Linked DNA regions of Homo sapiens: regions 1 and 3 are each linked to region 2. A link is a contact called in ENCODE Hi-C data. All regions are on one chromosome and are shown on one strand. The core of a region is the stretch at or near the end of the contact, and the rest is flanking DNA. Distances in the headings are between cores, read along the strand shown. Region 1 overlaps SMC5-DT (SMC5 divergent transcript). Region 2 holds the start of APBA1 (amyloid beta precursor protein binding family A member 1). Region 3 holds the start of KLF9 (KLF transcription factor 9).

Region 1 (3,016 bases), core at 22-2,521, 560 kb before region 2:
TTCTTAAGCATATAAATCTTGCCATGTTTGTTAATTTTTTGAATAAGCAATATGTTTATATGATATCAATAGGTATACATTGTGATGTTTCACTCACCTGCCTTTATGTATCTGTTTTCCATTTCCCCCCACCCTTTCTTGCCATATTTTTTTAATAGTCAGTGGGGTTTTTGATTTGGGTTCGAATTCACCGTGTATTTTTAAATATACAAGTATTCACGGTGCAGCCTGGTTCGTTTATGAAATGTTAGAGGCTGGGATTATCTGGGGAGAGTAATGTCCAGACAAATATATTAAAATGACCAGTGAAATTGTGATGGATCAAAGAGCACCATTATATTCCTTGTGATTTTTGAAACCTACATGCATGTTTGTACTAAACGAAATGCTTTTACTAAGCATTTGTTTATTTAATCCAGAAATCTTTGTTGAGTATGCTAGGCAGTGGGGGTACAAAACTGAGTAAGTGAGCATTCTTGAGGAGATAAACAAGAAGTTAGCTTTAGCAATGGTACATTTTGCTAGGGGCAAGTGGGATTTTGCTAGGGGCAAGTGGGATTTTGCTAGGGGCAAGTGGAGTGGGAAGAACACAGGGGAAAGCATTACCCAGCTACTAGTCAAAATGAGTTGTACTGTGAGTAATAAAGAAAAAGATGATAAAATGACAAGATTATATGTTTGCTTTATCCTTAAGATGGCGCTGTAAACTCACAATTCCTTCGTAGAAAAAGAATACATAAAAATCACCATATTTATCTGAAATTTCACTGAAACCTTATAAACTGGAATGGCTTCTGTGTGTCTGAGACTGTTGTAGGTGCTCATATTATTCTCGTTTAATCTTTGCAGCAACCTAAGAAGCAGGAATAAGTCTTTGCCCCATTTTGCAGACTAAGAAAAGGAGTCAGAGAGGGTGTAAATGACTTGCCTTCAGTCACGTAGCTTGTAAGTGGCAGACCCGAGATTTAAACAGACAGCATAAATCCAGAAACAGGGTCCTTAATCACTGTGCCATATTACCTCTTTATAGTAATCCATATGTTGAAAATGCAGTGTCATTAGAATTATTAGTTACAAAAACTCAGGGTTTTTTTTTTTTTTTTTTCCAGTTCTGGTTAAATCACACAAGTCCCTGGCATGAGACCAAGAAGTCACAGAGCCCAGGTCTTAGCCCTCAGAGTGTGAGAGAAGACATGAAGGCATCAGGGACACTGTGCGAGTGGGCACTGCTGCTTTCCACTGCTCTCCCTAGACTGCAGCCAGGAGGCTGCCTCTGCCCTGCCAGGTCAGATTCCCCCAAGAGGCCCTCCCATAGCACCCTGGGCATATGGCCGTTTTGTACTTAGCACTCCGAACTGTGTTGACTGGTTTCTCTCTCTCTCCCTCACTAATCTGTGAGCATTTTTGTAACCTCCATGCTCCGTACAATGCCTGGAGCATAGATTTCTCAAGAAATCTTTGTTGAACCTTTTCTTCCTCCATATTAAACCAGACCTTGCATCACAGGCACTATTTTCTCAGTATTCAGTCCTTCACTCCCTTCTATACACAAATAATCTCCATCCTAGACAGGAAATTATAGGAGAGAAGGCAATCTGTGTGAGAAAGCAATTTCTATTTGAAGCACTTGTGTGTTTAGGTGCTGCTGAGAATTGCAATAAAAGCCAACACTGGGCTTAAATTGTTAAGCAGTATCTGTTAGCTAGCATTTCTTCTCCCTGGGCATTTCTAAACCTGAGAAACCTATAATGTGCTTACTGTCCTTCCATGTATTCATCCATGTGAAATATAGTTAAAATGAAGGTGAAATATAGTTGAAATGAATGCCAAAGGCAACTTGGAAAGGGAAAAGAAGCATCAAACAATCGAATTTTGTCGAAGAAGCATAAATGAGGGAAGGGGAGTTAAGCAGCTCACTTTCCACCTCCTTTTTTTCTCTTAGATTAACTTCAGGTTGTTTCTTAGCAACAACTGGTAAGAATTACCTCCTTTTCTGCTCTAAGCCAATATCCAGTACCCCAACCCCCACCCTCTTTTCCCCCAATTTCCAAAGTTGGCATCCCTAGTAGGATTCCCAGTTTAGCAACCTTAGAGGCAATTTTGGTAGCCAATAAATCCTGTTGAAAGAGGGAAACTTGGAATCTTTGCCTAGAGTGTAAATTGACATTGAGGATGGAGCTGGTAGGAGAGCTGGCACGTTCAGGAGGTGACCTTGTAAGGATAAAAACACAGCTGTGTCAGCGAAACAGACTCTTTGAACAATGTCTGAAAATAGTATTCAACAAATGTTAGCTGTGATTATTACTATGGATTTATGTTACCAGCAAGGAGGCTGGTGAATGACTTTATTCACTCACCACATATTATAACCCCCTTACTAGGTACCAGATACTGTGTTGAGTCCTGAATATGCAATCTTCACTCCTTAATTCAGCAAATACAGTAATTCAGCAAATAACAGTATTTTTATTATAGAAAAATATTTAATTTGTATTCTTGTAGTTTGAGACAGTATCGCAAAGTCCGTTTTCAGTCAAGCTTATATGATTGGGAAAAAATATTACCTCCACAGGGTCCTGCCTGAAATTTAACATCATCAATGGCAATATCACTTCTTATTGATAGCTCTGGACAGGAATAATGCTTTGGAGGAATTATGATGCCTAGCCTAGTACGCAGCTGAATAGGTCAACATCTTGAAATCTTCCTTCCCCAATGTTTCAGCTCTGTTTAGGGATTTCCTCCACTATAGGCAGTTAATCATAAATAGAAAGAATTTCATTTGCAAAATTTTGTTTTATTATAAAATTTTATTTTCTCCATAAACTTCAGAATATTTATTTTGTGTAGCTGAGAATTTTTTGTTTTCTTTGCATTCAGAAAGATAATGCTCTTAATAGATTAATTTATGAGTTTGGACACTCTTGAGTGGGAAACCCTCCCAACTTCAAGAAAACAATGGACTTTTGGCTAAAGTAGTAAAGAGGTATGAGCCTTTGAATCAGACCAGACTCTT
Region 2 (2,923 bases), core at 58-2,557:
AAAAAATTACAAAGTACAATGCAAAATTCATATGAATTTTAAAGCTAAAACAAGACTTTCAGAATGCTTTAGGCTACACCCCCAGACTTCTCTAGAGACGTGCTTAAAATAATATGGAAACACGGTGTGGTAAAAGATCCATTTCCCAAGGGATCTGGATAACCAGCGCTTATCTTCATTTTACTGGAGAATACATGTGCGGAGAGGGCTTTGCAAACTACAAGGCTTTGTGCATTATAACATTATTATGGAAAAATCTGTGTTTCTAAGAGGGGGAATGATTTAGCTATTGCATTGCCAATTACAGGTGGGGCTGGCGCCAGAGCCCAGGCCTCCCGGGGCCTGTCTAGCCCACAGCTTTTCATTAATGCACAGCACTTGCCACCTGGTCCCTGCCGCAAAGGGTGGCCTCTCGAGTTAGGAGCCATATCTAGGGCGGATGGCCTGTGCTAGGCTCAAAGACACTTAAGTTCCGATCAACCAGAACTGAGGAGCGGGTAGGAAAACCAAGCCGAGCCTTCCTCGGCTTCACAATCCGCAGGCTCTCCGCTGTCCCCGGCGGGACTCGGCAGTTCCCCTGGAGGGCTGCAGCCCGGCTGTCTTCGCTCAGGCCCAAGCCCGCGCGGCTCTCCCCCTGGCGGAGAACTCGCAGGACTGCGACGCATTCCGGAGACGCCGTCAATCTCCGAATTTGAAGCGCAGGCGATATCTAAGGGGCCTGGGAAGCGGGAAAGCTCGGGAGTCACTCCGGAGAGAACACCCTGCAGGAGTCGACGCGGCTGCCTGGCTTCGTGGTCCTGCAGCGTGGCCCGTTGCTTCGCGCAGAGGTTGGCCACAGCTGCTGGCTAGGAAACTGGGGACCACCTGGGTTGCCACCGAGGAGGGTGGAGGCCCCCGTCAGTCCCCTCGGGGATGCAGCTGCATTTTCCCCTCCTTGCGTCCGGCCGGGAGCCAGAGGATGGGGCTGTGGAACCCATTCCGAAAGGCAGGGCGGGCCCTTCGGAACCCGGACGCGAGGGAAGGCGAGAGGCGCGGGTGTGCCGCACGCCCACCGGCGCCGGGGCAGGGGCGCTGCAGCCGGCGGCCCACGGAGGACATCAGCGGTGCCGCCGCCGCCGCCGCGGGCTCGCGGGCCGCGCGCGCACGCGAGTGGGCGAGGGAGGCAGGGGCGCTACTAGCAGGCGGCGTGCGCGCGCGCGCTCCCCCGCGCCCTCCCTCGCAGGCCCGCCCGGCCCCAGCGCGCGTCACGAGGGGCCAGCGAGCTAGCTGGAGGGCGGGAGGGAGGGTGGGGAAAGGGGGTGGGGCCGCGAGACCGGAGGGGTCCGAGCAGCGGCTGCGGAGCCGGAGCTGGGCGAGGGCGGCTGCGGTCCCGGCGGCGGCGGCGGCGGCGGCAGCTGCGGCGGGAGAAGATGGTGGCGCTGGAGGCAGCAGCGGCTGGAGCGGAGCTTTATTCCCAGGCTTGGCACCAGCGCTGTCACTAGCGCCGCCTGCTCCCGCGGGCCCGCGGACCCAGCTGTCAGGCAAGGTACCACAGCCAGGGAGGGGTGGGTGAGAAGGGGTGCCCGGCGCTGATGCGGCCCCCGACGGAGCCCGGGTCCTCGCCAAAGGGCGCCCCCGGACGCGAGAGGGGCTGCCTGGAACAATAGTGCGGAGGAGCGGAGGCAGCAGGCGACATCCAGGAGGCAGTGCCTGGAACCATCAGCTAGCGAGGCGGGGGAAGGCGGCGTTGCGAGCGAGACGCCTGGGGTCCGGTGCCCGCTGAGATGCCGGGCTTCGGGCGCAGCAGGCGGGCCTGATGACAGTCATGGCAGGAGTGAGTGTGTGAGAGTGTGTGTGTAAAAGGTACAGCAGAGGGGATGGGGTGGCGGACGGAGGTGTTGGGGGGTGACATTTCCAGGAATCCCCGCTAGGACCCCCTCATCTCTCGGCTGACTCTCCTGGAGAAAGAATGTGATGATGGAAACGGTGAGGTGGGCAGGATGCACTTGGTGTGTGAAGTGTGGAGGGAGGCAGTGGGATAGGGGCCGGTTTGTAAAATCCTGTATATGTGTGTGTACGCGTGTGGTTGCATCCACGTTCCCCAAACTGCGCCCCAAATCCAGAGATCTGCCGCTGCCCTTACTTGATGTCACCGGCTAAGACTGTGGGACAGTGTTTGTTATTTTGACCCTGCAACTCTGAGCACAGTGTCTGTTCTGCTCCTGCGTGTGGATGGCCCAGTGTAGGGATTCTCGCTTCCCCTTCCTCTGGCCTCATGACATGGGGATGTGGAAGTGAGCATGTTGCTTTGAGGCACATGGCAGGGAAATAGGATAACCGTTACACATTCTGGGCTTGCTAATGTACCTGGTTTTGAAGGGGCCTTCCATCCTGTGATACTACTTCTCTCCTTAGCACCTGTTCCATAAGGGTCTTGTACTCCCTGACTGTGCAGTTTCTATTGTTTTTCTCTTGTCTGACCAGAAGGAGAAGGATGTTGAATGATCAGATTCCTCTTCCTGTCCCCACAACTTTCAATGCTAGCTAGACCTTCTCCTTCCACATTTAAGCACTGAAAACCTTATGGCTAGAGGATGGATGGTCTTTGTGTTGGTTCTTTTAGAATGAACTCTGGAGGTGTATACGTATAGAGAGATGCGGTGGGGCGGGGGGCGGTCTTTTAAAAAGAAGAAAAATATCACACGGAGAAATGTTTGGTGCCCACTTGGTCAGCATCACACAGCCAGGGCGTTTTCCTCAGGAAACAGGATACTTTATTTCTACTGCTGGTGACATCCACTCTCCCAGCTGTCACAATAGCTAGGTGGTGCCGTGTATCATTTGGAAACTGAAATCTCCTGAGACCCACAGCGATGGGGTCCCAGGTCAGTAAAGTCCCTGCTTTCCTACCTGATAGAGCCCACTAGTAGGGAATTTGGAAAAA
Region 3 (2,930 bases), core at 85-2,584, 740 kb before region 2:
CAGTCACCTACTGCAATATCTTCCCTGTACCACTTTAATATTTTTGTTGTTGTTTTCTTTATTTTTTTAAGCTGTACACTTTTATTGAACTGGTCTTGTCAGGTTTGTTATTTTTTAATTAAAATCTATTATACTCTTACTTACCTGAGCCACCCTTAGTTATGATTTAAAAAAAAACAAAAAAAACAGGGCCTTGCTCTGTTGCCCAGGCTGGAGTAGTACAGTGGTGTAATCAGGGCTCACTGCAGCCTTGACCTAGGCTGACGCAGTCCTTCAGCCTCAGCCTCCTGAGTAGCTGGGACTACAGGTGCGAGCCACCACGCCTGGCTAACTTTTTTTTTATTATTATTATTTTTGATGTACCACTTTAAAAACAAAGTCAAAAGAAACTACTGTAGATCTCACATTGGTAGAGTCAATTTGAGACCCTTGCCTCGGAGACCAGAACCTGGTGTAACTTTCTCTTAACAAAGGTTAATAGCCAGTGGGGGGTCAGGGTTGGAACTCACCGAATCTGCATCACATAGAATCAGGTACCTCTCACATTCACGAAAGTGAATTATTTTTAATGAATTGTGCTGACAGTATGCCTCTTGCAAAAAGAACTAGCCCTAGATTCTTTTCTAGCTATCAAGATGGAAAACAACCACATCGTTAATTCAGACGGAGGGGTAAACCAAGTTAATCAGACTCCAAGACCCATACTAATTGTTGACCAAGTAATGCCACAGTATTCCATGGCTAAGGATTTCCAGCTTGTTCCAGTCCCTAAAAATCTGTTCTGCACAGTTAATATTTCACAAAACCAAAAGGGCTTAGTTGCAAGCACAAAGAGCTAGAAATCAGGAGACTTGTGGTTTCTATTGAGTTCTATCATTATCTGTCTAATAAGATAAATAAGTCACTTCTCTGTAACTCAGTTTCCACATTTGTGAAGTGAGGGAAGAGAAACATGTCCTAAAAACCATGCAGGGGCTCTGGAAAGAAAAAGAGCTAAGAATGGTGGGTTTTTTATAAAAGTTACACAAATGAATGGTTTTTGTCTCCGTTTTTCTGAAAGTGGGTTAAAAATAGCCTCCAAATAAAGCTAAAAGAATTTATTTAGACTAAATTGCACCAGAGAAGTAGAGGAATTAAGAGATATGACAAGCAAAGATGGGATGTTTCAATGGAAGAATCTCAGGCAGTAAAAAGGCTATGCTGTAAAACCAGAACTTTTGTTAGCACTGCATTTTTAAGATGAATTGGTCATAGTTAATGTATTGGATGGAAGAATTTTTAAACATCTGCCCCAAAGTATGCTGCATCCAAAAAATATATAACAAAACGAATTCTTACTCATTTGTGTTTATTCTTGGACTTATCCTGACATAATGGGGTTTTTTTAATTATAGATTCACACTGCATTTATTCATCACCCCTGTCCTCTCATCCATAACTCAAATTTACTACCAGCAACACAAAATACAAAGATGTGTCCAGTTTCACTACAGCTCTTCGCGTTTACAAGTGTCGAGCGCTTGCTTTCGGAACGCCCTTGTGATTGGCCGAGCCAATGCCAGTGACATCAACCAACTTACTTTTGATTGGAAGGCTGGTTGCTGGGACTGTAGCGTTTGCAGGAAGTCACTTAACTGTTTGGGAGCTGGAAAACCGAAGCTGAAGTTCTCTTTTGCCATAGGAACGAGCGCAACTGACTAGGAAAGATGTGTCCCAAAGCTCCGCAAGCTGGAACGTGAGCCAGGAGGCCCGGACCGGCCACGGGACCGCGAGGCACTCCGAAAGTGTGCGGCTGCCCCTTCCCTGCCTCCCAGCTGTTACCCTTTTAAATGTCAGTGTTCGAGGCTGTAGGGGTAGCACGAGGCAGCGAAACGGAACAGTCGGATTGGCCGCACGCCTCAGTTCTAGACGCACCTCTCCACCGAAGGCCGTTCTGACTGGCAGGGGGAGAAAGTAAACAGAGTTGAATCACCCTCCCCACTGGCCAATTGGAGGGGGTTTGGTTTGTGACGTGATGGGATTCTGCGAAATTGTTACTGAGCAAGAGAATGCCGGAACGGTGCGGACCGGCCGGAGCAGGGGTTCAGAAGCCGTCAGTGGACTCGGGAAAAAGTGTCTCTTAGACCTGGCGCTCGGCGGGACCCTCGCCACCCGCGTCGGGGTGATCGGGTGAATGTCCTGGGGCTTTGGCTCGACGGCGAGGCGGCCGAGGGCGTGCACCTCTCTTGCAGTTTCCTCTCCCAGCGCCTCGGGGGCGTTTTCAGTCGAATAAACTTGCGACCGCCACGTGTGGCATCTTTCCAAGGGAGCCGGCTCAGAGGGGCCGGCGCGCCCGTCGGGGGATCGCGGCCGGCGCGGGGCAGGGGCGGCGGCTAGAGGCGGCGGCGCGGCGGAGCCCGGGGCCGTGGATGCTGCGTGCGGAGGCGCTGCCGGTTACGTAAAGATGAGGGGCTGAGGTCGCCTCGGCGCTCCTGCGAGTCGGAAGCGCCCCGCGCCCCCGCCCCCTTGGCCGCCGCGCCGTGCCGCGCCGCGCCGCGCTCGTCGTCCGAGGCCAGGGCAGGGCGAGCCGAACCTCCGCAGCCACCGCCAAGTTTGTCCGCGCCGCCTGGGCTGCCGTCGCCCGCACCATGTCCGCGGCCGCCTACATGGACTTCGTGGCTGCCCAGTGTCTGGTTTCCATTTCGAACCGCGCTGCGGTGCCGGAGCATGGGGTCGCTCCGGACGCCGAGCGGCTGCGACTACCTGAGCGCGAGGTGACCAAGGAGCACGGTGACCCGGGGGACACCTGGAAGGATTACTGCACACTGGTCACCATCGCCAAGAGCTTGTTGGACCTGAACAAGTACCGACCCATCCAGACCCCCTCCGTGTGCAGCGACAGTCTGGAAAGTCCAGATGAGGATATGGGATCCGACAGCGACGTGACCACC

Evidence for each region. A loop is a pair of places that touch in the nucleus more often than their neighbours do. Pooled maps may share reads with other maps.
Region 1: a map of Right ventricle myocardium inferior shows a loop between it and region 2 (6-fold over the local background). The contact joins the enhancer-like site here to the promoter of APBA1 in region 2. A Hi-C loop is called at or near these places in 2 of 168 maps with a recorded cell type or tissue (IMR-90 and Right ventricle myocardium inferior) and 10 of 50 pooled maps.
Region 3: a loop to region 2 is called in a map of endothelial cell of umbilical vein, with 2.8 times the contacts of the local background. The contact joins the promoter of KLF9 here to the promoter of APBA1 in region 2. A Hi-C loop is called at or near these places in 3 of 168 maps with a recorded cell type or tissue (CD4-positive, alpha-beta memory T cell, endothelial cell of umbilical vein and posterior cingulate gyrus) and 8 of 50 pooled maps.

The regions. Positions count from the first base shown.
Region 1 is chr9:70,227,483-70,230,498 of GRCh38, reverse strand. It overlaps SMC5-DT (SMC5 divergent transcript), which reads left to right. Exons shown (of 4, transcript NR_039990.1): 3 at 1,110-1,285. Among named protein-coding and RNA genes, the nearest start is that of SMC5-DT, 30 kb to the left of the region's middle. Within about 2 kb of position 1,271, at least 6 of the 41 ENCODE cell types and tissues checked have a DNase peak (open chromatin) inside an H3K27ac peak, as active enhancers do.
Region 2 is chr9:69,670,755-69,673,677 of GRCh38, reverse strand. APBA1 (amyloid beta precursor protein binding family A member 1) reads left to right here and starts at 1,307. Exons shown (of 13, transcript NM_001163.4): 1 at 1,307-1,525. RefSeq lists silencers at 1,230-1,279, 1,460-1,539.
Region 3 is chr9:70,413,061-70,415,990 of GRCh38, reverse strand. KLF9 (KLF transcription factor 9) reads left to right here and starts at 1,334. Exons shown (of 2, transcript NM_001206.4): 1 at 1,334-2,930. The coding sequence starts at 2,628. KLF9-DT (KLF9 divergent transcript) reads right to left here and starts at 1,801. Exons shown (of 4, transcript XR_001746710.3): 1 at 1,581-1,801. RefSeq lists enhancers at 1,622-1,751, 2,092-2,171, 2,000-2,853, a promoter at 1,483-2,285 and a silencer at 2,462-2,641.